3 separate regions of the Mus musculus genome follow, and regions 1 and 2 are each linked to region 3. The links are chromatin loops, found by intact Hi-C in ENCODE. Cell type or tissue: left cerebral cortex. All regions are shown on one strand. Links, peaks and the distances in the headings refer to the core of each region. The heading gives the core; the rest is flanking DNA. Region 1 holds the start of Wasf3 (WAS protein family, member 3). Region 2 has its middle 16 kb from the start of Gm38747. Region 3 overlaps Wasf3 (WAS protein family, member 3).

Region 1 (10,345 bases), core at 1,294-9,293, 87 kb after region 3:
ATCATTTATCAAGAAAAAATGTCCCAGAGACACTCCCATAGGCCAATCTGATGGAGGTAATTCTCCAACTAAGGTTCTCTTTTCCCAAGTGACACCTGGGTCAAGCTGGCATACACTAACCAGAGTAACGTCTAATTTAAAGACCAAAACTCTGGGCTAACAAGAAAGCTTGGGGGATGAAAGGTCTTCCCATCTGACTCCATACTGGAGGAAAGGACAGACTTCTGACATTTGACCTCTGACCACACACACACATGCACACACCAAGTCACACACATACACACAAACAGACCCACAGAAACAGCCAACCACACACATAACAAAATAAAACATTCAAAAATCAAAACTGTGTAAGCTCTGACATATGACAGAAAATTCCCCACCATGAAACTTAGTTTCATGCAAAAAAATTATTATAAGCATTATGTAAGATTAACCTGAGGCAATGCATATGATATTTATGCAACATTCATGGATTCTGGGTTGGTACTTGGGTCCCATGCCCATGGTAGCCCATGCTTCCAGCATCCAAAGCACCTCTGATCCTGAGCACTCCAGACAAGGTTAATCTATAGATGCTTGATCGAGCACTCCAGACAAGGTTAATCTATAGATGCTTGATCTAAATAAGCCATCAGGTAATGACGACGGTACCTAAAACACGGGTTCAAACAGGCAAGGACTGACTGCTGCTATAGATGAGATTCAAACACTCCAAAGTCTAGTGTTAAAGTTTTGATGCCAGAGAGGTGTGACAGGGAGGAAAAGATGAAGAGGTTGGGGCCTGGTGGAAAATTTCTCCAAACATTGGAGGTGTGGTATGGTAGGACCCTGGTCTCTTCTTCCTACACTTTCTCTGGCCTTGAAGCAACAGGTCACTCCTATCATGATGTGACAACTTTGGCAGAGGGCAAAAGGCAGGGGGGAGGAGAGAGACACTGGTCACAGACTGAAAACAGTGAATCAAAATAAAATAAGCTTTTTTTCACTTTATAAGCTGCTTAGCTCAGGCATTTTTACAGTAACAAATTAAAAATGATTAGCACACTGAAAAGGGAGGAAAAACAAAATTAAATGGTAAATATATATATATATGTATATATATACACACACACATACATATTTGCTCACATATATATTTATATTTAAATATGTAATATGACAGAAGAGACTTTAGACCAATTTCAACATCACTTCTCTACTGGGCTGGTGGTAGAGGGGACCCTAAGAACACACCCCAAGAAAAACTTCAAAGAAGTATAAAATGGGTCACTAGGCCTGGTGATGTAGGCCTATAATCCCAGCCATTGAAGAGACGAGAGGATCCTAGGTTTTACTTGAGCAGCCTGGTTAGGTTAAGAAGACTCAGTGGTGGAAGGCATACCTAGCACAGACAGGGCCCTAGATTTAATTGTTTGTACCACCCAGTAAAGGTAAGGCACAAAGCTGAAAACTGATCCGAGAACAGAAGCCCAACCTGAAAGATGAGAATGTACCCTGGGATATTTGGAGCATCTAAAATTAAAATTAAATGAAAATTCAATAAAATAAAAATATTAAATAAGATTAATAGTAAAATAATTTAAAAGAATCCCCAGTAGACTAAAAAGATAGAAAGAAAGAAAGAAAGAAAGAAAGAAAGAAAGAAAGAAAGAAAGAAAGAAAAGGGAAGGGAAGGGAAGGGAAGGGAAGGGAAGGGAAGGGAAGGGAAGGGAAGGGAAGGGAAGGAAAGAAGAGAAAAGAGGCTACCCTCCAAGAGTGTGTGCGCAGGTCAGGTCCAGAGAAAATGATGGAGTGATTGAAATGTGAGCAAAGCGGCATTCTGTCTAGGGACATCTCCAACCAAGGAAGATGGGCTCTGACTCAAACAGAGCTAGCCTTGAGAGAGCACAAAGACATAACTCAGAGAGGAGCCCAGAGACAGACTAGCCCAACCTGGAACCCATCCTGATAAGGACTACCCTGTCCTAAAAACTCCATGTCTTGAAAAAGGAAGAAAAACAATTCTCTTGTATCAGAGCACCCATCTGGAGTTTTAGGGCACTGCCCTTCCCAGCTCTTCATCCAGTTCTCCCTCCGCTGAGACTAGAACCAGCTGACACTTTTCATTCACTGACTCTGGGGGCTTCTCTCATCTCAGAACAGCCCCTTAGTTCTAGTTGGTGGTCCTCCTCTGAAGTCTTATGGTCCCTGCAGGATAGAAACTGTAACCAATATGTACACAGTAAGCTCACTGGCAGGCAAGAGAGATCTGCCCTGCTTGCCAGCATATTCTGACCATGTATGACAAACTCTAAAGTATCCTTGAAGGTTAAAGAGAAGAAAATGAACACAATTAGGTCATTTATGAAGGTTGCCTATCAGAATCCTGACCACACCCCAATGTCTGTGAGCATAGATTATGGAAGTCTTAAAGTCTCCTATCTCTCACTTCTGCCATCCCAGTGCATAGGTAGTGTTTTGTACGGAGTAGGAACTTACCTAGTACTTTTTAAACAAGAAAAAGCCACTTTAAAAGAAAATCTGGGGGCTGGAGAGATGGCTCAGTGGATAAGAGCACTTGCTGCTCTTCCTGAGTGTCAGGTTCAGTTCCCAGCACCCACTTGTGGGCTCAAAACCATCTGTAACTCCAGTCCCAGAGGATCTGGTGCCCTCTTCTGGCCTCCATGGGCACTGTATGCATGTGGTGCTGGAGCTGACGACCACCAGCGAGTTTAGTGGGATGAAGCTTGAGACCTGAGAAAGTCATAGATCAACAGAGGACCCACATGCACACATAGACACACACATGTGCCCTGGACACACAAAAACTGAATTTGAAGAAGCGCTTAAAATAAGTTAATTAACTTTTTAAAAACTGAGAAGGTGAGCAATTTGAAGCCTGCACAGCAATTTAGAGACAGTCCCAAGGGAAAACCACAACCTACATTCTTCAAAGGAAATTTCTGGAATCAGAAAGCCAGTAGAACACAGTACAGACAAGTTTTTTTTTTTTCATATTTCATGAAGTTTTCATCCAAGCATCTTAATAGCCAAAAAAAATAAATAAATAATTAAAAAAAATGCTTGTGGCTTGTCAACATAGAAGTGTCTGTGAAAACTCTAAAATATGTCTACACAGACACACTGATGATGGATAGGGGTGGGAGGTCAACTGGCACAATCACCTAGCAAAGTGTGTTCCAGCTTTATTTTCAATTTTTGAAATTACTAGCATCCATCAATGGCAATAAGACTATAAAATATAAGCAAACAGATCCAGCAATGCAAGAAAGCAGTGTCACTGTGCAGATGTAACATTTACAGGCAGATCTAGAGCAAGGTTCTGTTTGGTATACGGGTCCAAGCGGTAAGTCGCCTTTGCAATCCAGTGAGCTTTGAACATCTAAAACAGCACAACTTTCTTAAAATCAACTCAGCGGAGCTTTTAAATTCAGGAAACTGAGCGCTACAAGACAGCTATCCGAACCCTGGGAGAAGGAAGCAGAGAAGACATGATCTTTAACTGCCTTTGGGAAAGGTCAAACCAGCTCGCTCCGGTTTAACCTCTCAAGCAGATGAAAGGACGGACTGAAAAGAGCCACTGCCTGCATTGTCTCGCTGCTTGAATAGGAAAGTTTGGTAAAGCATACACAAAAACAGTCCGTGCCCAGGAGAATTTGCCCTAGACGAGACAGCGAAACAAGTCAAGTACTCTGAACTCGGTTTGCTGTAGAGTCGCAGGTATTTTCGCAGTTTTAGACAAGCCAAACTTTCAAAATGGAAAACATTTCAAATAGTCGGCCTCCCTCCCTTACAAAAACGTGCGTTCAGAATCTTAAAAGTCAAAATGTCATACCCCATTAGGCATTTGAATTTAAGAGCTTCGATGCGAAATAAAAAGGACCCTTTCTAACCTTCGGCTTTTGAAAACTCAAAAAAAAAAAAAATTACTGCTAGGAGATAATCACCATATCAAAACCAGTCCCTAAATGATTTTTAAAAATTCCTATTCCTCTAAACATCAGCCAAGAAGATGACCGGCTACCTTTAACCCCAGGCCTATCCCATAGTTTCTCAATAATTAAGAACTCTGCTCTCCACTGCAGAGAGGCCAAACCAAGAGGGAAAACCGGCATTTGCTGGGAAGTACCAAAGCCAGAGGGGGGAAAGATGAGCTGTCCGGGAGGCTGCGCCATGGACCAGGCCGGGAGCAGCCGGAGCCTCGGTGCACGCGGCCCGCAGGACCCCAGCGCAGGCCAGGCCGCACGCGGGACGGGAGCAATCGGGATGAAGGATGCGCAAGGAGGATGCGGCGCCACCTGCGGCCGGGAGGGACCAGGGCAGGTCGGCAGCCCGAGCGCGGCACCCCCGGAATCCCGCCCCGCGTCCCCCGGAGGTCGGCCCGGAGCCTGGGAAGGACCACAGCCGCACTCACCGCGCCGCGCTCCCGGCTTCATCGTCCTGCCGCCCGCACCGCAGCGCGCAGCGGCGACAGACGCGGCCCCCGGCCCGGCACCGCGCGGCCACGCCCCCTTCACGGCCAGGGGGCTGGATTGGCGAGCTCTGCGGCCAATGGAGAGCCAACGGGAGAGGGCAGCGTAGGCGCTGCGGGGGCGGGGCGTTGCGGAGAAGGCGGCGCATCCTCAGGCCTCCTCCTCCAAGGTGGGTAACCAAGGGGCCTGGGTACCTCCTCTATCTGCAGACCCCTCGGATCCCCACCTGTAGCTTACCCTTCACCTGGATCTTGAGGCCCCTGGTAACACAGGGCTGTCTACCTACCTGTATGTCCTCGGACACGGTGCAGGGCTGGGGATTCACCCAAGCCTGATAGGATTATAGCCCTGTCATCAGTTGGCATTAACCCCTGGAGGTTCAAAAACCCTCCATCTTTTTCATGTTCAGATTCCTCTTCCCTTGGTCTTCACCGTCTCCAAATCCTATTCTCCCCACCTACGAGACACACAGCCTATTAAATAGGGTAGTCTTGAACCACCAACTTATCCTGGTCTCCGGTAGTGCGGGATAACTGAGGCAAAAATAAACAAGACCAGGAGAAAGTGGGGGTTGCGGGGGGGGGGGGGGAGAAGATAGCGTGTTCTCCTAAGTTCCAAAGGAAATGAGCTTTACTGCATCAAAACACGAATGTTACACATGTCCTCTGTCTTTATTTACAAATCGAATCACAAAATAGAAAGCTATATTTAAAAAGCTCAAGAAAACTGATTCGGGTGGTCTTTAAGACGTGATAAACAAGCCAGTAGTAAATGCCTAACAGTTGGTAGACATTTTAGCAGAGTTCACACTGACACAAAGATAGCAGAAAAAAACACGCACCGTTCACAAAATCTGCACTGCTTTCAAGGGATTTTTAGAGCTCTATCCTCGCTTTCCATATCATAGCAATTTGGAATATACAGGTAAACAAGACGTCAGCTCTCCAGTATTATAAACACTGACACGGGGATATATTTATGCCCAGCCCAAAGACAACTTGACATTCAAATTACAACTGCCTCTCCTCCTTTTCGTCTGCTCTTACCCAGGGAAGCAGCTACCATACGTATTTACGTACATTCAGGTCATTGATGGAGGACACAAAAATCTGAAGATACAGGAGTATCCAGACTGCCTTTCTTGTGGTTGCTAGTCACATTTACTGAGTCCTCTCACTTCAGTCCCCCTTGCCTTACCTGAGCTGCCTCTAGACTTACTTAACTCTGAACATGCCGTGACCCTTAATGGTGCGGCTCTGGAGTGTTGACACTTGCTGCATCGGGTCACTTCCTTTTAGATCCCAGTTCCCTGACAAACTCAGTTTATTCTCTGCTTATGTCCAGTGAGATACCTTGTACTGTGTCAAACAGAGTATGTAGTACATATAACTTACTGTTGGTGTCTTTGTTAGGGTGTCATCGCTGTGAAGAGACGCCACGACCAAGGCAACTCTTATAAAAGCAAATGTTTAACTGGGGCTGGATGGCTGTGTCAGAGGTCTAGTCCGTTATCATCATGGCAGGAAGCATGGCAGCATCCCGGCAGACGTGGTGCTAGAAAGGAAGCTGAGAGTTCTACATCTTGATCTGAAGGCAGCCAGGATGAGACTCTGTCTTCTGCAGGCAGCCAGGAGGAGCTCTCTTCAGCCCTGGGTGGAGCTTAAGCATAGGACCTCAAACCCACCCCCACAGCGAGGAGATGCACCTCCTCTAACAAGGCCACACCTCCTAACAGTGCCATTTCCCATGGCCAAGCATATTCAAACCACCACAGTTAGCATTGTGTCCTCAACACACTGGAATTGCTTCAGATGCACTACATATCTACACAAAAAGTCTGGAGCAAACACACGGGCTTCCGCAACAACATCACCATGTTGTCACATGTCGCAGACTTTTTAGAGTCACGGTAATATATCCCTTATCATGTGACGCTTACCATCAATCATCTTTACAAGATGGCTCCTCTAGACATTGCATCCCATTCAGGAAAACAGTAGATAGACAATGGACAAAAGACCAGCAATTTCCACACCCTTTTAACACTCTGTGAAGCCCCAGTGAGCACCTTCTGTTTGCTAGTCAGACCCATGTCAAGTGACTTCAAAGGAGCCAAAAAGTATTATGTATTTTAAGACAGAAAGACATTCAGTTTATGTTAATAAGAGGGAACAAATGTGCAGAGCCTATGTATGGCCAGTACCTGTCAAAGTTGCTAAATGAATAAATTCATTGGCTGAGTCTCCCATTTGACTCACTCATAAGAAGCTACTGGAATCTCAGGAAGAAAATGACACATACAGTTTTAAAAATGAGCAGATCCTTTGTCAAAATGAACGTGGAAAAACAAATACAAGAACTGAATAGGCATATGTACCACCGCATATACCAATAGGGAGTTATAAATTAAAACAAAACCTAAATAGCATAGCATATATACTGGGTAGGCTGGAATCCAAAAAATGCAGCAATGCCAGCCGCTGGCAAGGATGCAGGTCCACGGGACTGCTTGTGCACTGCTGCTGAGGATGCAAAAGGGTACACCTACTCTGGAGGACAATTTGGCAGTTTCATACCAAAAAAAAAAAAAAGACTCATTTTTTTTCATAGGGCCCAGCAAACACAGTTTTAGAAATGTATCCAATGGAGTTGAAAACTTTTGTGCATACAAAAGCTTACACCTTGGACTGGAGAGATGGCTCAGTGGTTAAAAGCACTTGCTGCTCTTGCAGAAGACAGGGGTTTAGTTTCCGGCACCCTTAGAAGGCAGTTCACAACCATCTGAACTCCAGTTCTAGGAGACCAGACGCCATCTGCTGGCATCTATGGGAACTGCATGTACATGGTGTATGTGCGCACACACACACACACACACACACACACACACACATACTCAGGCACACACAAATACACATAAAATAAAAATAAATAATTTTTTATCTTAAAACTTCTGCTTCAATGTTTGCCTATAATCACCAAACACTAGAAGAAACTAAGATGTCCTCAGTAAGTAGTGGGTGATGTATCCATATAGTGCAAGAAGAAGAAATGAACAATGGGGCCACAAAAAGATGGGAGAACCACTCATAGCTGAGTAAAAGAAGACAATCGGGAAAAGCTATGTGTTACACGATCCTGAAAATGTGATATTCTGGAAAAGTAAAAAATATGGAAAGCATAATATCAGTGGTCGTCAGGGGTCAGGGAAGGAGAAAAGCAAAGATTGGATAGGTGGAGGGCAAACTTTTAGGACAATGAAGTTACTGTGGAGAAGACATTACTGTGTGTGTGTGTGTGTGTGTGTGTGTGTGTGTGTGTGTGTGTGTACGCGCACATGCATGGCATGTATGGCGTGTATGGCATGTATGGTGTGTGTGTATATGGCCCACATTTGTCCAAATCCAGAGAATGAAGAGTTCTAGTGTAAACTGTGGGGTCTCTTTAATAAAAACACATCACCGTGCGCGTGCAAATGGTAGCCTCACGCCTCACTAACACATTTATCCCTAGAAACTGGAAGGAGAGCATGAGTGCCTGGAAATCTGCACCTGCCTCTGTTATTTTGTAAATCCAGACGTCCTTTTAAAAATGAGTTCATCACTGACAATGGCAAACTCGTAGACATGGTAGTGAAGACAATGGAGACGACATTTCATCTTTTTAAAAGGTCATCTTTTGCCTTGTTGAAGTCACAAATTACATTCCCCTTGCGTTACTGGTAACTCTTTAGAGTCCTTCTACACACGATAATTAAGTTCTTATACAGCTTTATATTGAAAAATTTCCCAAATGTAAAGGAAAATTCAAGGACTTATAAAGTGAAGGCCCATTTTATTCTGTCCCTGTCTGCTGTCCACATACTGCCTTATGCCACATACGGCTTGTCCCCCTGTAAGTGCCTTACTTAGTCCCTTAGCCCACACACTCCTTCCCCCACCTCTCTCCCCCTCCTTCCCCCACCTCTTCCCCCACACCTTGCTCTCCCTCCATTCCATCCCCATTCTCTCCCTCTTCCTCTCCCCTTCCCCCTCCCCCTCTCCCTCCCTCCCTCCCTCCCTCCCTCCCTCCCTCCCCCTTCCAATCCCCTTCCCCCTCTCTCCTCTCTACCCCCTCTCTTCCTTCTGACACATAGGTTATTTAACTAAGCTAATCGAAAAAGAATTGCAAACACCAAGACATTTGACCCTAAGTGTGTTGGCTTTCTGTCACAGAAGAAAATAAAATTACCTGGGAAAATTAACTGTAAAAAAATGGAAGGCTATATTTTGACTATTGTTTCAGAACCTGAAACCTGTGTTTGCTTAGCTCTGTGGCTTAGCACTCATGGTGAGACAGAACATCATGATAGGAACCACACAGATTGCTTTATAGTGGGCAGAAAAGAAACAGAAGAGGTGGAGACCCCACTATCCCGTTCTGTTCAAAGGTATGTCCCCAGTAACCCACCTCCTCACACAAGATCCCAGCTCTTTTTAAAAATTATTGTTAATTGAGTTATTTATTTAGTTCACATCCCAATTATAGCTTCCCCTCCCAGTCCCTCCCTCTCACCACCCCATCCCTGTCTCCACCCACCCCTCCTTCCTTTCTCCTCAAAAACCCAGAGGCTTCCCATGGATATCCACCAACCTTAGTTAGCATACCAAGTTGCAGCAGGCCTAGGCAGCCCAGTCAGAGGACAGGGATCCAAAGCCAGGTCTCAATTCTTAAAGGGCCCACAGCCTTCCAACAGCTCCTTCACATGTGGGCTTTGGGGAGACATTTAAAATCCAAACCACAGCTCTAAATACTTCAACATAATCTAAAATCCAGAACTTCCTCCTTCATTTCCTAACATATAAGAAAGGACATATGGAGCTTCCAACGTGTTGGAGTGTCTAGAGAATTCTGGTGATGTGAATGGCTGTTAGTGTCCCATGAAATCTTGAGTGAGCAGTTAAAGGTGTGGCCGGGCTGGAGCCCGCTGCCCTCCATGGACAGTAAGCTGTCCGGCATTACTGTGATAACTGAGCAGCTTTCTGTCATAATCCTATTAAGATCTCACAGTGACGTGTCTTAACCCTCTTGGGACACTCCATCGTTGCTCCTTGGCTGACCACACTCTCGGGTGGGTTCCCAGGGAAGTTTTAGAGCTGTCCTCACTTGCAGTCTGACAGTGGGTCCGGGGCTTTTTTTGAGACACTTTATAAATTAGATATTTGCTCAGTAATTGGTTTAGGTTCCCTTTTGTCATTGCTACTTGTTAGTAGAAAAACAATTGTCATTCTCCTGAACTTAGTAGCATGTCATCTTTCGTACAAATTACACGCTGTTTTGCATCAGGAGCTGAATTCAGTCTCACTTTGGGGAAAGCTGAAGAACAAAGAGATGCCACTAATTAAGAGGATATAATTAAAATATGTAAGAAATCAAATTATAAAGACATACTAATTGTCAGTGCTTTTGACACATTCACTTGTATTTGCTCTCAGAATGAAGTGAAATCATGACTACAGATCCTTTGGTGCTGTAGAATTAATTTAGTTCCATGAATAAATCTTCACCTACTCACCATTCCTTCCTTAAAATTAAGAAAAAAAAAATTTAAAAAGGGGCCTGGCGGTGGTGGCGCACACCTTTAATCCCAGCACTTGGGAGGCAGAGGCAGGCGAATTTCTGAGTTCGAGGCCAGCCTGGTCTATGAAGTGAGTTCCAGGACAGCCAGAGCTATACAGAGAAACCCTGTCTCAAAAAACCAAAAAAAAAAAAAAAAAAAAAAAAAAAAAAGGGGGGGGGACCTGGGGGTCAGAGGCAGGTAGATCACTATGAGTTCAAGGCAATCTGTCCAATATGGTGTCCGTACACAGCCCAGGTCAGCCAACATAGTGAGG
Region 2 (10,345 bases), core at 1,156-9,155, 130 kb after region 3:
CACCCCATGCCTCAGTCAGTGTCATATTGCTGTGAAGAGACACCATGACCATGGGAACTATTAATAAAGGAAAGCATTTCATTGGGTTGGCTTACAGTTTTAAACGTTTAGTCTATTATCATGTTGGGGAGCATGGCAGCATGCCAGCAGACATGGTGCTGGAGAGGTAGCTGAGAGTCCTGTACCCAGATTGGCAGGCAGCAGGAAGAGACAGACAGGCAGACAGACAAGACAGACAGACTGAGCCTGGCTTGAGCTTTTGAAAACTCAAAGCCCACACCTACTTCCTCCAACAAAGCCACACCTCCTAACCCTTTCAAATATGCTACTGCCTGGTGACTAAGTATTCAAATCAATGAGCCTATGAGGGCCATTCTCGTTCAAACCACCACACCCATATTCCTGTAAGTAACCCTATTAAAGCTAATTGGTTCACCAAGTTGGACTTTGGTGGTATCTGGAGTGAGTAGTTGCATGTGTTGTGTCTCCCCAGGAACAGTTTTGTCACACAACACACTGCTAGAATGTGCATGGATGTAGGACCATCTACTTGATCATGGGTAACCTCCAAAGGACAGCATCCTTGAAAAAAGCTGACTCTCTCTCTCCAGCAGCCACCAACTTCCCATTGCTCCTCAGCTAAGGGTGGGGCTTTGTGACCAACTCCGTCCTCCAAGCTGGAATTGTGTCCAGCTTGAGATTGCCCCAGTCTTATGGCTTGCTGTCCCAACTGCTATAAATTCATACATGCACCTGTCCTGTTGTGCCCAGAAAACATTGTTTCACTGTGGTCATCTGCCACCTCTGGCTCTTATGACCCTTCTTCCCTCTCTTCTGAGAAGGATGCCTAACCCTTACAAGGGGTTTGTGTGCTATAGATGGCCCCATTTATGACTGAACATTTCTTGAGCTCTTATTCCCTGCCTGTTGACCAGTTCTAGGCTATGTGTTAATCACCATCTACTGAAAAAAAGAAGCCTCTTTGGTGAGGTCTGAGACCTGCACAAACCTATAGGTATTTAGAAGGCAGTTTGATACTGCATTCATTTAATAGAATAATAGTAGTAAATACTATGTGCATTTAGTAGAATAATAATAGCACGTTCTCCTCCAGGGCTGTATCTATTAAGCCATAGATTCTTGGCCTTGTTAATGGTACCAGGCATGAGCCCTGTCTTCTGGGGAGAGCCTTAAATTTAATCAGAAAGTGGTTAATTGTTCCCATAACACTTATGCAGTTATTGTGCAGTGAGTATTTCTTTCTGGGTCAGTTGTAACTGGCAGGGTTCATAGCTAGGAAAGATTGTGTTTCCCCCTGGTAGGGTACATAGACCTTTCCATCTCTATGAAAGCCAGCCAGTAGGACTAACATTCTTGGCTAGTGTCACGATTCCACACCTTGAGTATGCAGTACTCTTTAGAAATAGGGTCTTGTCATGTGCTTCTGGAGGGTAACTAAGAAAAATGGCAGTAACCTGTAATGTTCAGAGGTCTATAAGACCCTACCAACCAACAAGTCCAAAGTGACCCAAATCTGGCACTGGGCTTTTTATCTGATAGCTTACAGCACCCGTTGTAGGTTAATTCCACTTAAACTGTACATGTATGATATATTTTAAGATGCTTCTGCATTCATAAGTCTCCATGTGAGTTTACAAAGGTCTTTAGAGTTAGCTAGCCTTCTCCACACTCACCCCCACCCCACTTAATCCTTCTTGTTCTATATTCCCCTCCATACTCCCTCTTCTATTCCCCCTTCCCCTGAAATCCCACCACGGCTTCTTACTACTTTCTTGACTTCTGTGGGCAGTCTGAGTTACAGTTTTACTGCTGTGAACAGACATCATGAACAAGACAACTCTTATAAGGACAACATTTAATTGGGGCTGGCTTACAGGCTTAGAGGTCCAGTCCAGTATCATCAAGGCAGGAACATGGCAGCATCATGGTGCAGGAGGAGCTGAGAGTTCTACCTCTTCATCTGAAGGCTGCTAGCAGAATACTGGCTTCCAGGCAGCTAAAACAAGGGTATTAAAGCCCAAGTCCACAGTGACACACCTACTCCAACAAGGCCACACCTACTTCGACAGGGTCACACCCTCTAATAGTTGCCACTCCCTGGGCTGAGCATATACAAACCATCACACCAGTTTAAACACACATATGTGAAGATTCAAAGCTAACGTCTCTACATGAGAGAGAACACACACAGTGTTTGTCTTTCTGGGTCTGGATTCCTCATTTAGTATAACGTTTCTAGTTTTTTCGATTTTTTGTGCAGATGTCATAGTTCTTCATAGCTGAATAATATGCCACTGCTGTGAGTGTACCACATATTTATTATTTCTATAGATATATACAGTTACATATAAAAGTAATCTCTAGCCAGTAAGACTTCCGGTAAGATTTAGCCACTCAGACACTAGGCTGTTTCCATTTTCTGCCTCTTGTAGATTGAGCAACAGTGAGTGCAGATGAGCAGGGATCTCTGTAGTGGGGTTTAGATGATTTGGGGCATGTGCTCTGAAAAAGGTGTAGCTGAGAATCTCTACACCAGTTCCCACAGTGGCTGCAGCAGCTGGCAGCCCTACCAATGGTGAGCAGTGATTGGCCCCCTTTCCCACACATCTAGGCCGGTTGTCTTATTTTATTTTCTTTCATTTTATTTTTAATTGTAACCATTCTGACCCGGGCAGGATGAAATCCCAAAGTAGTCCTAATTTGCATTTCTACGATGGCGAAGAAAGTTGAGCACTTGAAAAATATATATTTCTCAGCCATCTGTGCGTCTTCTTTTGAGAATTCTGTTTAGCGCCTCGCTCCAATTTTTAAACGGGTTGTTTGTTTTCTCGATGTTTAGCTTCTGAGTTCTTTGCATGTTCTAAATATGGACCCTCTCTCAAATGTAGATGGGAAAGACTCTCCCCCATTCTACAGGCCGTGTCTTCACTCAAATGGTGGTATCCTTGGCTGTGCATACGCTTTTTAATTTCATGAGATTCCCCTGTTCAGTTATTGGTCTCAATGTCTGTGCTGTGTTCCTCCTTAGGAAGTCTTTTTCTCTGCCTACAAGTTGACGCTTGTTTCTTTCGCTTCTAACAGACTCAGGGTATTGATTTTCGTCCTGAGGTCCTGGCAAGCCCTTGGTACTGCCTCGTGTGTGTTTATAGAGTTAACGATCTTCAATATAGGACATATAGAAAGAAGACAAAAACACCGTTACTGTGAACATAGCCCTCTAAGAACATCTTCTGGGAGGAATCCGGGTCCTCAAGAGATGGAAGGACAAGATCAAAGCTAAGAAGCTTAAGTTGTGACTTGTGAATTCAGTTTGAGAGTCTTCTGTGTGTTAGTGGGACCCTGAGAGTCAAGGGGAAAGGTCTTGCATAGGTACCTGGTGGAATAGACGCGTGGCTTTACTCATCTGTTCACATAGACACTTATCCTTCATCGAGTTTACTGAGCATTTACTATGTGTCAGATGGTGGATCTCATGAAAGGTCCAAGTTCAAGGCCTGGCGCAATTTATGTGGGTGGCCGCTGTTTGTGTTTCAACAACAGCAGTCAATTGTCAAATCGACACTCCAAAGAAGTATTAGAAGATACAGTAAATGTCACTTTGACTAGGCTTTGAGGTACAATCAAATCGTCCTGGGGGTGAGTGATCAAGGCCCATCCGGAGCCCAACCTCAGCTGTCCTCTGGCTTCTCCATGAATTCCTGGTCCCACAGCTGCAATGTGCTAGGCACACACCAGCTACAGAAACACAACGGAGAGCACAGCTTAGTAGCATGGCGGCCACACACTTCAGTAGTGTTTCAGACAGTATTCTGGCTGGCTTCTGGAGTCAGCATTTAGGAGAAAATCAAATACAACCAAAGTCACCCTTGAGGGACAGGGGAATTCCTTGGGGAGGGGAGAAGTTAGCAGAAAAGCAGGGAGCCTGTAAACACCACCCAGCCAGCTTCCCTTCAGCACGGGAACAGATGGCAGTCTGTGGCAGAGCACCCACAGAAACACTCAGCTTGGCTTGTGTTTTGAGGTCAGGTTCTACCAAAAAGACATATTGTGGCTTTAAACACTGGTGTGCAAGATGCTCGCAATACGGAGGCTCGGGCTGAGGCTGTAGAAAGACTCGCGCTGCGAGCATATGCATATTGTGGGGGATGCCTGGCACTCCCCGTATTTACATTGTTCTTCTTTTGACTTTCCTTTGAATACTTAGCAGCTGAATTCAGTGACGTTGCTGAGCATCTATAGGATAAGGCATGACTGAGAAAAGGACAGCAATGAAGCCAGTTGGCATGTGTGGTGTCCTGTGAAGACTGGGCGGCTGTGGGAACTCCGTCTCAAGTCTCCTAACTCTCCAGAGAGGCTAGGAGAAGGACCCAGTACTCTGTGTCGATGAGAAAGCAAAGGGCTTAGATCCCATTGTTCTCTCCCTGGATCCCCTGCTGCAGACAGACCCTTCTGCCTTCCAAAGAACTGTCAGAATCCTAACCATGGCGGGTGACTGCATCCTCCCTGTTTCCTCCTCCTGTAGAGTCCTCTAGGAAGAGTTAGCACTCGGATTCTTCCTCAAGCCAAGCCAGGAGCAGTGGCACAAGGCCTTGGTAAAAGAGCTCTCCACTACTCTGTCAGTTCCATTGCAGACCCTGAGAAGGGTTGGGTCAGCCCATGTCATCCATTGCTGGTCTCTGAAACTGTATGTGCTGGGTCATTCCAGTTTTGGCTCCCCGCTGATCTACCTCCCCTCCTCCTGGACCCTCCCTCACAAGTCCTCCTGCCCCCTCCTCAGCCCAATATGCCCACTGGCCATTACTCTCAGGCTCAATGCTTTGCCAGATGGGGGCAGCAGACATGTCATTTTTAAAATTCCATTTCAACAGACAAAGCTAGGCAGCCAGACTCAGCTTTACCAAAGGAAATAACTGGAGATCCCAGGGCGATCAGCTCTCACTCTGACAAGTTCGCCCACTAAGGTGGTGGGGTAGCTTCTTGGTTAAGCACCAGGGATCTGAATTATAACAGCTTCTTGCTCAGCAGAGACATCTATCTGTACCTTGCAAGCTGAGCTACAATGTCCTGCACAGAGGCTAGCTACAGGACAAACAAAGATGCCTACTGTTCCGTGGAGTTTGCTAAATAGTGGAGCTACCGGTCCTCTGTACCCTGATCGTCTTTTAGAAAGGAAAGAGATGACCTCATCAAACCTTCTGTCAACCTTGAGCTTCTACACCTTGAACTTCCTGCCCAAGGAGATGTCCTCTCCTTCGGCATAAGAGGAGCAAGTATAGCATGCCCATTGGCCCTTCTGCTGAAACAGGGGCAGCATGAACAACCTGCCCAAGACCCGCTCACTACAGGAGTCCAAGACCATTCTTTGGCTAATTTGTATATGACCTCCATCTGTCTTTGTCTCATCAGAGGAAGCATGCACTTATTATTTAAGTGGCACATCCACACCATTCGGATAATTCTTCCTTCGTGGAATTCTCCAGTCCTTTCAAAGACACCGAGAGAAGAAAGAGTAAGGGAAAGTCCCCCCCCCCCCCCACACACACACATGCACCCGGACACATAGACTCACACTTAGAAACATACACACAGAAAGCACACACACACAAGCCAAACCTTCGTGGAGTTAACAGTACAACAGGGCATTAAAGTACTTGGGAAAGTTCTGGAGGCCCCTGCTTCCAAATAGTCACCTGACTAGAAGCAACTCAATCTTTTTTTACGAAATAGGAAAGATCAGGGGCTTGTACCTTTTAGCTAAGTTCCCAGGTCCTCTTCTGCTTCATTGAACCCACTCCCTCAGCCTTTATTTATCAAGCTTCCTTTGTGGTTTCTATGACCAGCAGCAGCAGGTTCTTGTCTGAATAGGTAGGCACCAAGTCAACAGAGCAGGAGACTCTGGAAGCAGAGAGTACTTAAAAGGTACAGTCAATTAATGGCTCGCAGTGTTACCTGCCTAGTATTGCCCTGGGAGTCCAGCTAGCCTGTTCAGTCTCCACCAGAGGCCCTTCTGTTAAATGCCTGGTCTCCAGGGAGGTGTTATAAGGAGGTGGTGGAAGCTTTAAGTGGGGGGAGGCCCCCAGGGAAGTCTTTAGTTGAGTACACCCCAAAAAAGGATAGTGTGGCCTCAGCCCATTCATTCTGTCTTTAGCATCCTAGCCATGAGATGAGGGGTTTCCCACGCAGGGGAACAATGGGGACTGGAGAAAGCAACATCAAGGTGAGCATAAGAAGCCAGGTGACAGCCAGGTGTGGTGGCGCACGCCATTAATCCCAGCACTTGGGAGGCAGAGGCAGGCGAATTTCTAAGTTCGAGGCCAGCCTGGTCTACAGAGTGAGTTCCAGGACAGCCAGGGCTACACAGAGAAACCCTGTCTCGAAAAACCAAAAAAAAAGAAGGAGGAGGAGGAGGAGGAGGAGGAGGAGGAGGAGGAGGAGGAGGAGGAGGAGGAAAAGGAGAAGAAGAAGAAGAAGAAGTAGAAGAAGAAGAAGAAGAAGAAGAAGAAGAAGAAGAAGAAGAAGAAGAAGAAGAAGAAGAAGAAGAAGAAGAAGAAGAAGAAGAAGAAGGTGACATACAATGACTAAAGCCCCTCTCACTTGGAGCTTCGTAGAGAGACCTTGAAACACAAGAGCAGGCTGGGCAAGTGCTGACGCCCTCTGACGGGGGCCCTGCGCTTTCAGACAGATGCCGGATGATGTCTGTTCACTCTCTGCTCGCTAGCTCATCCCTACACTTTCACCAGCTGTTTCCCTTCCTTGATGAGCTCTCTTTCTGTCTATTTCCTGGCCACGTGTCTGTATCATAGTTTTCTCCCCAAGGACACAGACCTGGAAAGTTCTTCAGCAGATGCCTCCAAGATGACACAGAGGCCTGGAAACTTTAGTGTTTGCCCCCAGGATTCTGATCTCTGTCTGTATCACTAAGACCCAGAGGCAACGGAGTCAAATAATCATGAACTGGGAACTCCTGAACTGTGATCCCAGGTAAACCTCCTCTCTTTTTAAGTCCATTATCTTAGGTATTTGTAACAATAGCAGAAAGCTGATTGTGTTGGCTATTTTTCTCGTTGCTGTGACAAAATACCAGAAAGTTTTCGTAAAGAAAGGTTTATTCAGACGCACAGCAAAGAGGAGAGAATCCATCACAGCAGGGAAGGCAGCGGCTCTAGCTGAAGCAGGACACAGATGTTTCCTTCAGGCTCTGGAAGATGAACGCTGCTACTTTGTTTCTCTCTCCTTTCCATTCAGCCCTGAACCCTGGTCGCTGGGGTGGCAACGCCCACATTCTGGAGATGGGTCTTCCCACCTCTTTTAAGTCTCTGGAAACATCCTCACAGACACGCTTAGAGTCTTGTCTCAAAATTCCTTCTAAATCCCTTCAAGCTGACAGTCTTAGTTAAGGATTTACTGCTGTGAACAGACACCATGACCCAGGCAACTCTTATAAGGACAACATTTAATTAGGGCTGGCTTACGGGCTCAGAGGTTCAGTCTATTATCTTCAAGGCAGGAGCATGGCAGCATCCAGGCAGGCATGGTGCAGGAGGAGCTGAGAGTTCTACCTCTTCATCTGAAGGCTGCTAGGATGAGGGTCTTAAAGCCCACACCCTCAGTGACACACCTACTCCAACAGGGCCACACCTATTTTGACAGGGCCACACCCTCTAATAGTGCTACTCCCTGGACCAATCATATTCAAACCATCATCTCACAATCAGGATAAGTACACTGTGTACTATACTTGAGAAGGAATACCAGATGTTTCAGGCACAATGGACGGAGATTGTGGCCAAGTTAACACTGAAAGGGTGGAGGCTGTTTCAGGTGGTGTGCCTTCAAGTGATCAGATGCAACCCAAGATGACATTCTCCACCCACACCTCCCTTCCAGCTTGTCTCCCCAGCTGGTACCCTGCACATAGTTAAAGGCCATCATTCCCATCACTTATAAGCCAGGGCTACAAAATAAAACAGGTCTGCCCCCAAGTAAGAAATAAAGAGAACGGTAATGAGAAGAGGGAGGGGGGAAGAGAAGGGGGAGGGGGAGAGAGAGAGGGAGAGGGAGAAGGAGAGGGAGAGGGAGAGAGAGAAAGAGAGAGAGAGAGATTAAGAATGAAAATTTAAAAACAATTTGTTTGAATGAAAATGTACTAAGATAGGGATTTATTTATTTGTTTGTTTGTTTGTTTTTCAAGACAGGGTTTCTCTGTGTAGCCCTGGCTGTCCTGTCTCTGTAGACCAGGCTGGCCTCGAACTCAAAAATCTGCCTGGCTCTGCCTCCCAAGTGCTGGGATTAAAGGCATGAGCCACCACTGCCCGGAGATAGGGATGTTTTTAATGTGGATGATAAAAGGGCATAAACTTTGAGAAACTGAAATAATTTATAGGTCATACGACAAGGAATGAAAACAATTTAGGATGTATGCATAGATTCAAAAATATGAAAAGAGAGCCATGGGGTGGCTCTGAGGTGAATGTTTGCTGCGTAAGCCTGATGACCTGAGATTGGTCCCTGGGACCCGCTTTGAAAGCTGCATGCATTGGTCCACATCCGCAATCCCAGTGCTTCCACAGGAAGATGATAGACGGAAGAATAGCCACAGAAGACAGAAGAATAGCTCACAGACCAGCCAGCCAGGAATACAATGCTAAAAAGCAGAAGAAACAGAAGGTGGGAGGGTGGAAGAAAGAACTAACTCCTGAAAGTTGTCCTCTAACTAGTACACGTACACACACACACACACACACACACACACACACCAACACAATCACACATATCACTTACACCATACATTTCACACACACCATATATACATACCAACACAATCACACATACATCACATAAACACACCATACATAGATACATATACTCCACATATACACACACCACACACATAACACATATATACACCACACACAATACACATACACACCAAAAACAATCTCTCTCACACACACATCACATAAACATACCATACATAGATACATACACTCCATATCACACATACATACACTTGCATACCATACACATACTACACATACCACATGCCACACACTCCAACATATATCACACACATAAATGCCACACACACAAATACACCACACATACATATACCACACACCACATACAAACTCATAGCACTGCATACCACTCATACACACATCCACAAATACACAAACACACCACACATACAAATACACAAACCACACACACACCACAGTTCTCAAGTGCCATTCCCCCACCATGTGGGTCAAGTCTCGGAGCTACAGAGAGTCCATGCTGGGGGTGAGAGTCTTTCTTTGTAGTGCCTGTGGCCCCTAAGACAGTTGGAATTCAGTTCCCGATACAGTTCCTTCTCATCTCATGGAAGGAGTAAAAAGGCAGCTAACAGTCTGTCTCACGTGCTGTCCACACAGGCTGGCTCTCTTGGAGATACCACAGTCACCTGGCTAAGTGTGGAGTGGAAGTGTGTCCCTGTACGCATGGAAACCTGCGGCCTGTGAACTGCTTCCATCTCCTTTTAGGACCCACCACACGGATGCATCTTGCTGGCCTCAGTGTGCCCACCTCTGAAGTTCAGCTCTCCTGTTTCCATGGAAACCACACTGGGTCTCTTCGGAATTCCTGAATGGCACTCTGCCGAGGAAACGGTGCATCTTATGTACCCTGTATCTCAAAGAAGGGAAAGATGAGATCACAGGGATAAGATTTTAGACCCAGGGATTTAAATGAAGCACCTGTCCTGCCTCCTGTGCAAGAGCCCTCTCCAGTGTCCTTCTATAAGGAGCAAACACAATGACTCCCCCATTCACTCATGACTTTGAAAAGATGTCTGACCCAGCCAAAGGGAGAGAGAATGTTGAATCAACCAGAGACTGGTTCTTGGCCTCCTAGAAAATGCCTCTGCCTGGTATAGTCAGCCAGGGAGACAGAGAAATGTACTCAGCAGCCAACCAGAAGAGGTGTACTTAAGACACAGAGATGGGGCTGGTGAGATGGCTCAGTGGGTAAGAGCACCCGACTGCTCTTCCGAAGGTCCAGAGTTCAAATCCCAGCAACCATATGGTGGCTCACAACCATCTGTAACAAGATCTGACTCCCTCTTCTGGAGTGTCTGAAGACGGCTACAGTGTACTATACCTATAATAAATACCTATAATAAATAATAAATAAATAAATCTTTAAAAAAAATTCAACTCCCAACAACCACATGAAGGCTCTCAACCATCTGTACAGCTACAGTGTACTCATATACATAAATTAAATAAATAAATCTTTGGAAAAAAAAAGACACAGAGAGCCGGGCAATGGTGGCACACGCCTTTAA
Region 3 (10,345 bases), core at 717-8,716:
AGAACAATGGGGAGTGGTGTATTAAACATAATTTTAAAGGGGTGAATCCCAACAGGTTAAGGGGACTTTCATACCCAGTCAAGAGCAAAGAAGGAGAGCTGCTTAGTCTTTGCTAGTCTCTCAGATCAATTTATTTAAGGCCTCTTTTAGGGTTTTGTTTATTTATCCTACCTGTCCTGAACTCTGAGACACACACACACACACACACACACACACACACACACACACACACACACACACACACGTTTCTAATCAATTCTCTGAATATTGGTTCGTCTCTGACTTACCTTGGGACACAAAAGTTGGTCCATTGTGTGACCCCATTATCTGAGGAAACCTATACTTTGGCCGTTTGTCATTTAGACATCAGTAAATATTTATATTTCAATTTTTTTTGGTTTTTATCTCTGAAGTCTGTCTCCCAGTAGGCTCTAGGCTTTGTGCCTCTGAACATATCAGTTTTTTTTTTAAGTTGGCAGGCTTTGCAGTTCTTGACAATCTCAGCTATCTCTGAGTTGGCATTTCTAATACTAATATTAGTATGTTGTATCAAATCCTGCATTCTTCGGATGCCCTCGTGGGAGGAACAGTGAGTGGATCCTCTGAAGTATGTAGTCTTAGTTTTCCAGGCACAATGAGTTTGTAATCTGCTGTTTTCTACCATCTGTCATAACACTGGGACCTGGGCAAATTCTTAGTCCAGGTCATGTCACCTTTTGAACATTTAGGGTGGTCAGGAAGCGTAGAACCTTCCAGATCCAGAGAAGTCAGGGGCAAGTGAGGTCTGATTTTTGGGCAGTGTGTCGGGCTGCTTCATCTGTTGCATTATTGTCTTCTGAAACTGGGTCTTTCCCTTTCTGGTGTCCCGAGCGGTGAATGATGGCCAGCTCTTTTGGCCACCCTCCCCCCATAGAACCCTCAGTAGGGAGAGGAATTTTTTTTTGAGTGTTTTTTTCCCCCTGCTGTCAGAAGGCACCTTCCCTGCCCCCCAGCCCCCCCGTGTGTAAGTAGCCCCATGGACATGAGTGTTATTGAAGACATTTATTAGCCATCTGTGTTTCTTGTTTTGTTTTAGCTCTAACACCTTGGTTAGAGATATTAGTGACGTTGCCAAGAGTAGCTCTGCCCATATGATCTCGGTGTTTGAGACCATGGCAGCCCCAGAATACTTCTGTCCATCCTGAACGAAGCTATTTTGTCATTGGTGAGCCATGTTACCCCTGCATCCATCAAGGGTACCGGTATCTTGAAGATCTGGTCTGGACCCATGATGTGGGCCAAAATGTCTGAGCAGTCATGTAGAGGCCCATCAAGGTCTGGGTCAGGCAGCAGGGTAGCTGGCCTTAGGGCAGCTGGGACTGAAAGGTTATCTTAGAGGGATTTAGGAGGAGATGCTGATAGTCATTCTGGCATTGGTGATGGTCAGGCTTTGGCTCAGGGACAATTGGTCAGCATCTTTAACCAGGAGAGCTAGTCCTGCAATAATGCACAAATGACAGGAGGCTGGGGGCAGTGGGCTTCCGGCAACTGGGTCTAGTTTCTTTGACAGGTGGACCACTGACTGGACCAGGGCCCGGATCTTTCGTCCCTAAAGAGATGGAAGGGCTTAGTCACATCTGGCAACCCCAAAGCTAGGATGGAAATTTCTTTCTGGCCTCAGAGAGCCATCTCTGACCTTTTCTTAATATGTATCTCCCGGATCTAGGGAGGTCACCTGAGGTTGGTAGAGTAGGGCCTTCTTAGCAGAGGCTTGATAATCTAATATTTTTAGGGCCTCTAAGAGGTCTTGGGTTCTTACCAGGCATTTATGTTTGGTTTGTGCTGTTACCAGGAGGTCAATCATGAGCTGTTGAAGAGTCAGGTTATGATGTTGGTTCTGGACTTACTTAGGTCTTGGCTCTTGGGTGCCGAGGGTAAGGTGATAAAGTATCTTTTAACTCTAGCACTGTAACCCACTGGCACTCAGGAGGAACAGCACTCAAGAGTGTGTAGGGATTTGTGGCTGTTGGGTGGATAATGAGTGAGTTACTCTGCCTACTTCCAAGTCTATGGCTCTTTGAGCAATCTACGAGTATTGTTTAATTCCTGTTTTCCCTTGGACCTAGGGTTTTTTAAGAGAATTTATCTTTAGGCTTTAACAAAACAGAATGTTGACCTCTATCATGTACAAGAAAGTTGGTGGGCTTTCCCTTTTGTGAGTCTGCTGTTTGTTCTTTCAATTGTAGGCTTACAATAGCCATTCTAATAGATGCTTTCCCGGCTGGAAACTCCCTCACTTGCTCCCATTTTCCTATAAAACCCTGTCCCAATGAGGATTCTGGGCTGCTTCACCAAACCACCCTATGGGTCAGCAATGAGTAGGCCCAAACTTGAGTTTGTAATAGAGACCCTAGTATAATTACATCAGGTGGTCTTTTGGGGTTCATAAACACTGTCAGGCACAACAGTTATAAATAAGCAGAACCATGTAGGGTTACACGTGTAATTTTATTTAGATGTTACTTGTGATCTATAATAAGATATACAAACAGATTAAAAATTGTTTGACAGTTTTAAATACCACTTTAGATTCAATTTACAACTGCATTGATAATACTGCAAGATAACAGATACTCTCCTTCATAAAACAAACAAACAAAAAAACAAACAAATAAACAAAACCGCCTTGCTACTCTGGCTGATACCCTCCCTCCAGACCTCAATGGATTCAAATGTATCACGCATTTCTGCTGAAAATATTACAAAGCTTTCACACCCTCATCATCCTATGCTCATAAATGATTTGATGTGTTAAAAATGTACTGGGATGAAAACATCCAACTTCTAATAGCATCTTAGTAAATAAAATCTAAATACTGAAGCTTGGGGTTTGGTGCTAATAGTATAATGTACTCATTTGCCTTCTCAGTGCAGTGATGTGCAGACTCAGGCACCTTCTAGCCACCACCCATCCACCTATCTATTCCATGCATCCATCCATCTGTAATTGATCCATCTATCTGCCATCCATTCATTCACCTACTTTCCAATCCTCCCACTGATCTATATCTATCTATTCACTCATCTACCTATCCACCCATCAACCTATTATCCATCCACTCATCCATCCATCCATCCATCCATCCATCCATCCATCCATCATGAATCCACCCACTCAACCATCCACCACCTATCATCCATTCACCTATCCACTCACCCACCAATCCACCCATCCACTCATCCATGTATCCACCCACCCATCCACCTAGCTACTTACCCACCTAACCCACCCATCCACTCATCCATTTATCTACCCATATACTCACCCATCCATCCACCCACTCTCCAGCTATTCATCTGCCTGAGTTTACACTATGAGAAAATACCGTATCTGAAACTCAGCTACAATACACATGGAACACTATAAGGGGATAATATAAAACAACCTTGCGATCTGTAGATTAAGTATAAGCATGAAATGTGTAGAAGTCAAATATGCTACTATGTCTGCTCTCCATTTGTTTTAGTACTTTTTAAAAAAAAAGTGGAAATCAAAAATCTAAACTTTTTACTTTGTTCTCGTTTTGTAAAGTATTCAAGCAACTTGAATTTAAATTTTAGACTAAATCAAATTTGCCAAAAAGAATCTCTAAAAATAATCTGAATTGGATTTTAGTCGTTTCTCATTCTTTTGAAGGTTACAGAATGCAACGGGCAAAAGCTTTCTCTCTAGCTATAAAATCAAACTAAAATTAACTTGTTGGCAAAACTACAGGACAAGTGACAACGGAGAAGCTCGTGAACATTTGTGAGTAAGGAGCCACTAGTTATATTCTGATGTGACATCAGTAGAAAAAATCCTGACAATGGCTGCGTAGCTTTAATGTCTTCCCTCCACCCTGAGAGCATAAGGACCTTACCAAAAAAAGTTTTGCCAAACATGAGTGCTGGGTTCTACAGGGCACATGGGAGACAGAACAAAAGGCTCAAATGTCAACGTCGCGAGGATGATGTCAACATGGTGGGTCTCAGTGTGGAAAAGCAGAACTGAGAAAGAAAGAAAAAGCCTCTCACCAATTACCAAGGACAGCGAGTCACAGCAGCGGCCACGTGTGCGCAGGCTCCAGGATGGCCATGGCGCAGCACAGAGCACTCAGACACACGCCAAAGCAGGGCGTAGGGAGGGGCTTGCACATGGGCTTTCACTGTCATAGTGACATGAGGAAAACCTACTACTGGCAGGTGTTACAGGATAGCTGGCCAAGCGGACAGGCGTCCACACACATAGCAGGCGATGTGGGCGGCTGGGTGACATCCCAAACTCATGAGCAAAAACCATTTTTAATTATCCCACAGGCATTCCCTGTCAACTGACACAATGTCACCCCGGATCTGAATCTTTCTTTTCATAAACAGTGAGAGATATTAAGAGCTGCAGGCCACGTAAATAATGCACCTAAGGGAAGGCAGTGTCCTGGTCCCTCTGCAAGGTCCTCCCTGTAACCCAAGCCTGCGGATATCACAGACTTATTTAAATAAGCAGCTGTCCTTCCAGAATTGCAAAGCAGACACTGGACTTTGAGCCCCTGCCTCAGCCAGGACTATGGAATCGCCATTTGGTAAAAAGGATCAGGGCAGGAGAGGGGAAGTCAGGTCTCTGCCCGGGCAACTGGCTGAATCAAGTTTATCTTGTGAGGTACTTTTTAAAATTGAAAATGTGCCGACAACAGGAGAGAAGAGAGCTGTGCTTCAGGAGGGGTGTGGCCCTGTTTGAGAGACTGAGCAGGAATCTAGCCACAGCACCATGGGTTGTGAACAGCTGGTGGCATCTCTCAGCTAAAGCCAAGCTTCCATGATTCAGAGCAAGGGGGGTGAGGTGCTGACCTGTGCTCACTCCCTGGTGAACAGAGGAGCAGGGATCCCAGAAAATAAAACGTGGAGGTCTCTTTTCCACTGGGTGGAGTAGGAGGGAACCAGATGCGGCCGCTCTGCCATGCAAGCTCTGCAGACTCTAGGCAGCTTGAACATGGCCTGGCTAACTGGTGCCCAACGCTATCAGGGCTAGCCATGAAAGTGAACTCCATCTGCCAAAGTCAGTGGGCACTTTCCACATGAGTACCCACAGGGCTCCCCTCATAAAAATGGCCGCTCTCGGTTGCAAGCGCCAAGATAGAGAAAGCAAACGATCGTACACATTTCCTTGGAGGCCACCAGGCCCAGTGTGCAAACAGACAAACATTTCATTCTGATTTGTTAAACTTTCCCCTCTACAACCATATCTACCTGGAATTCAATTTGCAAAGGGAAGAAACAGGAAAACGTATCACCCACTGGTTGGAAGACATCACTGAGACACACAGCCAGTGATCTTGCAGAGAGCTGACGTGGGGCAGCTGCGCAGATACGTGGCAAGCCCACCAAATCAGGATGGACAGGAGAGGGGACTCTCACGGCTGAGAGGGAAGCAAGATGCTGTTCCAGGGTGATGCACTAATACTGCGAGTTTCCTGGTGTGCAGCACGGTGTGCTGTGTTCTGTGGCACTTAAGTATTACACAGTAAATACTCAACAAATCCAGAAGGATGTGCAGAAGCAAATCACACTGTTAATACAAAAGGGACTAAAGCTACAGGGAAATACCACTGTGAGGGTGCAGAGAGCACAGGAGCTCCTAACACACTTGCATATGGGGCCCTGGCTGTCCACTGGTCGCCTGGCCCTTGTGCCTCAGTCAGACCAGTCATTCTCATCAAACTCAGAGTCGTCGTCTGAGTCGCTGTACTCCACAGCAATGCGTCTAGACAAGATGGTGGCCACGTCATTCCCGACAGGCTCCCGCTTGGCTTCCTGCTCGCGTTGCTCCTGCACCTTTTTCAGTTGGATTCCTGCAAACAGGAGACGGGGTGGGGTGGGGGGATCAGTCTCCTGGCTCCCAGGGAAGGACACCAAACAGGTTGCCCTATCTAGACGAGTTTATAAAGACAAGACCCTGAACATTGGAGGGAGGGCAGAGAAAACATATAAACTCAGGCTATGGCTAGAAATGGACACAAAATACAACCGTCTGTGCTACTGCTTGGTAACACAACAGGCCGGTGGCTTAACATGAAGCACTTAGCATTGCCCTTTGACAGAATTTCAGATGTATGGTCTAGGTACAAAATCAGGAGAAAATATTCCCATATTACTTACCCTGACAATGTTGGAACAAGCTTTCCCAATCTGTCTCACACACGCACACGCACACGCACACCAGGCATTCACACAGGCTCACACATACATGCACACACTTTTCTCTGGATGGTTCAGGAGTTACTAGAGATACAGGTCCTGTATTACTAAAATACATAACTACTTAATGTGTTATTTTCTGAAGAAAAACATTGTTTCTATTTTCCCTATAAACCTTTTTTAAATGGTGCCACTCAGCCAACCTAGTGGGGACATTTTTCCTGGCTCATTTGTCTCCATTCTGTTAAATTCTAATCTAGAGAGGTCTTTGAGCTCGATACTGACAGGCTTTGCTCCTGTAGAGAACAGACATGGTCTTCTGGGGCATGGTAGTCTCTGGTTATGTGCTCACTGGACTGTCCGAGGGTGGACAAAACCATGTCTAAGACTCTCAGCCTAAGAGGGGAGAGCTGACCTCCCACTGGCTTTCAGACTTCATCTCTTAACAAAACAAAGTCTTTCAATGATGTTCAAGATACTTGGAAATTCCAGGGTCTTTAGCAGCAGGTGCGTGTGTGTGTGTGTGTGTGTGTGTGTGTGTGTGTGTGTGTGTGTGTGTGTGTGTTTGAGTTATGTATGCACAGGCCTGATTCAATGAGTTCAGGCAGAGGCAGAGGCCTGAGCTGCATCATAGCTCTGTCAAGGATGTTACCAGAGTGGAGTTCCAGGGTTGCTGACGAGCAACCTCCTCCAGTTACTTCCACCCCAGACAGGCAAACATTGACCAAGAGGCTGTAGAGTTCCTTAGGGTATAAGGAATATTCCGCAGCCTGTTGGTGCTGCCTGGGGGTCTCCCAGGGAGGCTCCGGGGCAGTCCACAGGCTCAAGGTCTACAAGTTGCTCATGCCACCTCGCCTGTGTCAGGGCTCAGCAGTAAGGGCAAGAGTGTTGCCTGGCACAATCTGTGGACTACTGAATAAATTCCAGAAGCCACTGGCTTGGCACTCCATGCTGTGTCTGTGACAAGTCCAGTGTAATCTTAGCTTTGTTGAAAACAAAACCATTGCTGGGCAGTCACTCACTTCCATCTCATTCTTGAGGTTCAAAGTGGAGAAAGTTCCTATTAATGAATCTATCCCTTGATGCCTAGCTTCTGGCTTCTTGTCAAGTAAGGCTTTCCCCAAGGTTTAACTTTTATTATACTGTGTTTCTATGCTACCCATAGAAGAATTCCAACATAATAAGAAGGTAACAAATGACGGACTGTATCGTCATCTTTTGAAATCAGCGTGGCTGGCTGAGCCACAAGCCAGTCTCTTCTGAATGCAGACTGTGAACCTGCATGCATACTTACCCATCCGGATGGCAGCCAAGAGGTCACTTCTCGCATCACTTATGGGTGGCTGTGCAGGCTCTGGGCGCTTTGCCTCAGCCACAGGGGGACCATGCATTGGGGACGATGATAGGGAGGAGGGGCCAGGAGGACCAGGTGGAGGAGGTGGGGGACCTGGGGGTGGTGGTGCTGTGGCCAGGAGCCCAGTGGAGGGCTGGTGAGGAGGAGTGGGGTATGTGGAGACGGCTGAGGCAGGGAACGGGGGCTGTGTGGGCATCTGGAGAGGGCTGACGAAGGCAGTTTGTGCTGAGGGAATCATGGGTGGAGGGGGAGGTGGTGGCGGTCCTGAGGGGCTGTAGTATTCAATTATCTGTGCTGGAAGCATCCTAAGGAATAAATAAAACACAGTCACCCAGGTAAGCAGGGAGGGGCATGTCTCCCGAGTTCTAATAGAGCATACAGAGAGATGGCTCAGACACAGCATGGGGCTGCCACCTGGACCGGAGTCACTGCGGGGTGTGAGCGTCCACTCTGAGGGTCAGGTTCTCCCAGTTGTATGCTTTTCATCATGACAGTTAAAAACCCACTGATGTGTACCTAAAATGACCATTTTTTGAAGTGCATGGGGAATTCTGCGGGTGGGTAAGATCCACGGATGGCAGCACAAGGTTAGTGTCCTTTCCATTCCAGGCCTCTCAGAGCTGTGCTACTCAGAACCTTGTCTCACAGGGGTTCTGAGGCCAAGGAGACAGAGGCTGGGGTGATGCTCCCTTCTCTGGCCCTATCCCAACTGGATCGTCAGGGTTAAGGTACCCGGAGGCATATCAAACACTCCAAGAGACAGGTTAACAGTTTCCAAGCCTCGGACCCTCTGTGTGCCTGACATAGCAGCCTCAAAACATACCCTGGGAATCCCAGCTTAGCCAAGGGCAAAGGGCTGGGGACACCCAGACCACATGGTCTCCTCTTTCAGGCTGCGGGCACAATCAGAAAGAACAGGTTTCCCTTTGATGGAGAAGACATATTGCTATATTAAACTTTCCTGGGTGTAGACCCCAGGGAGCATTTTAAAGACTAAATCTAAGAGAGCCAAAAACAATCTGCCAAAATAAAAGAGAGGGTCTCAAATGAACTATCACGTGATCTGGACACAGTGAAGGCGTTCAATCCACAAATCAGAGAACAAGAGGCACAGACAGGACAGAACGTTCCAGGAGCCAGGAGGCCGAGAAGGGATCACAGGGTGAATGCTGAGGCGTGAATTACGTTTTCTGGTTGAAACTCGAGGTTGTGGACAAGTTCTCAAGTTTCCCTTTATGGGTGCCTTGGCTTAGAGTCTGTATGAACAGGGGACAGACACAAGCACACTGTCCACCCAGGATGTGACTACAAAAGGAAATTGTCAGTGGCTGGATTCTGCACCTAGTTGATTTGACACCCTCTGTCGACACTGACACTATGCCCAATCATTCTTGACTATATTCTATGTGATAAAATTCATCAGCAAAAGCGAACGTGAAAGGAATAGTAGTTTACCCATAGTCGGCTGGAGCCACTGACGTAGAGGCCTGGGACCCCTCCGGCGCCTGGGGAGGAGGCGGTGGCGGTGGCTGCTGAGGTCTGTTCAGGGCCATGTGCCTTGCCGAGGCAGACGACGGTCGGTACTCGTGCTCAGCGCCTTGGTTTGTGGTCCCATGCAGTGGTGCATCGCCAGCTGTGTAGGAGGGTGTCGCCGGCTGTGCTTGCAAAGCATGGTTGGGAGTAGCAGGATAAGAATAATCGGTGACATCGGATGTGTGAGACCTGAGTTTGGAGGGATGGGGGTGAGAGAAATTGAAGTTTTACAAATGTCCCCTAAGAGGTAGCTGCATATCGAGAAATAGCATGGTCAGTACCTGAGCAGAGACACTTATTTCTTTTACGTTCAGCTAAGTCCAGCCCCCAAGAGCTTCCAAGCAACAACACAATGATTTTAATAGCAAGCCCAGTGTTACATGGATGCAGATCAGAAGCTTTGAGAAGTCAGACCAGTAAGTGGGAACCAGCAGAGACATCGCCACAGCACTTCATGTAGTTCTTTATGAAATTCTATATGACAAATCCCATTCATTTAGAAACAATATCTCAGATTGATGGAGAAACTTCAGAGGCAATAAAATACCACAACATATAATTTGGCAGTGTGAAACAGCAGGTGAACTGGATACATGTTAACAGCAAGAAGACAAAGAAGGATCCAGAATGCACTGTGAGCTGCATTTTCATAAATGGCAGAAATGTATAGAACCCGAAGAAGGAAAATCAGCACTGACTGGCTTCCCAGGCTGTGAGCCCATTGGCACAACAGAGCTCTAGAGGGAATGGAGATCCTGAGTTAGTGAGCACTTTGGAAAAGAGGTGATGGCCGGCATCCTGCAGAGCCTGCGGGGAGGGTAACAGCTGGCGTTAGGTAGCAGCAGCAAGCCAAGTTAGTAAGAGGCACCCATTTTACAGGACAGTCATTGGGGGCTGCACATCCCCCCATGATGCTGAAGCAGGGCTTCATCTGGGGCTGCGGATCCAAAAAAGCAGAATGACGCACCCTCTTGGCCTGGTGTCGTCTTCCTTGGCGCTCCCTGCCTGATCCAGCCTCTTTGCGTCACTCATGAATTCAATGCCCATTTTCCTCCTCTCCCACTCTTCTCTTCTCGTCCTGACTTTTCTCACATACACTTGCTGGTTCCTGCTAGGGTTCAGCTTGAGTTTCTCTCTCTGAAGGGAAACAGGTAAGCACACACTGGGGACGTGGCAAGGACAGAAAGGAAGACGCAAACTCATGCCCGACTTTGGGACTTCTGTGGGCAGCTTTCCCCAGCCAGAGGG

What was found. Peaks named below come from ENCODE experiments on the same cell type or tissue, not always from the same donor. Only the 100,000 strongest peaks of a DNase experiment are listed, where the experiment ranks them.
Region 1: it touches region 3 in a loop (4-fold over the local background); 9 of 42 quality-filtered maps call a loop at or near these places.
Region 2: a loop joins it to region 3, with 3.0 times the contacts of the local background. A loop is called at or near these places in 17 of 42 quality-filtered maps.

What each region holds. Positions count from the first base shown.
Region 1 is chr5:146,379,411-146,389,755 of GRCm38, reverse strand. It overlaps Wasf3 (WAS protein family, member 3), which reads right to left and starts at 4,750. Exons shown (of 10, transcript NM_145155.3): 1 at 4,418-4,750. In left cerebral cortex, for the core only: CTCF peaks have their summits at 2,667 (motif pointing left), 4,294 and 7,284 (motif pointing left); DNase peaks (open chromatin) are centred at 3,511, 4,557 and 5,312; H3K4me3 peaks cover 2,040 bases; H3K27ac peaks cover 2,028 bases.
Region 2 is chr5:146,331,996-146,342,340 of GRCm38, reverse strand. No RefSeq gene overlaps it. Among named protein-coding and RNA genes, the nearest start is that of Gm38747, 16 kb to the left of the region's middle. In left cerebral cortex, for the core only: a CTCF peak has its summit at 4,822 (motif pointing right); DNase peaks (open chromatin) are centred at 2,738 and 4,110.
Region 3 is chr5:146,465,739-146,476,083 of GRCm38, reverse strand. It overlaps Wasf3 (WAS protein family, member 3), which reads right to left. Exons shown (of 10, transcript NM_145155.3): 8 at 9,020-9,286; 9 at 7,505-7,869; 10 at 4,959-5,864. The coding sequence ends at 5,707. Among named protein-coding and RNA genes, the nearest start is that of Gm6408, 11 kb to the left of the region's middle. In left cerebral cortex, for the core only: no CTCF peak of the experiment used is centred there; DNase peaks (open chromatin) are centred at 3,793, 4,097 and 4,652.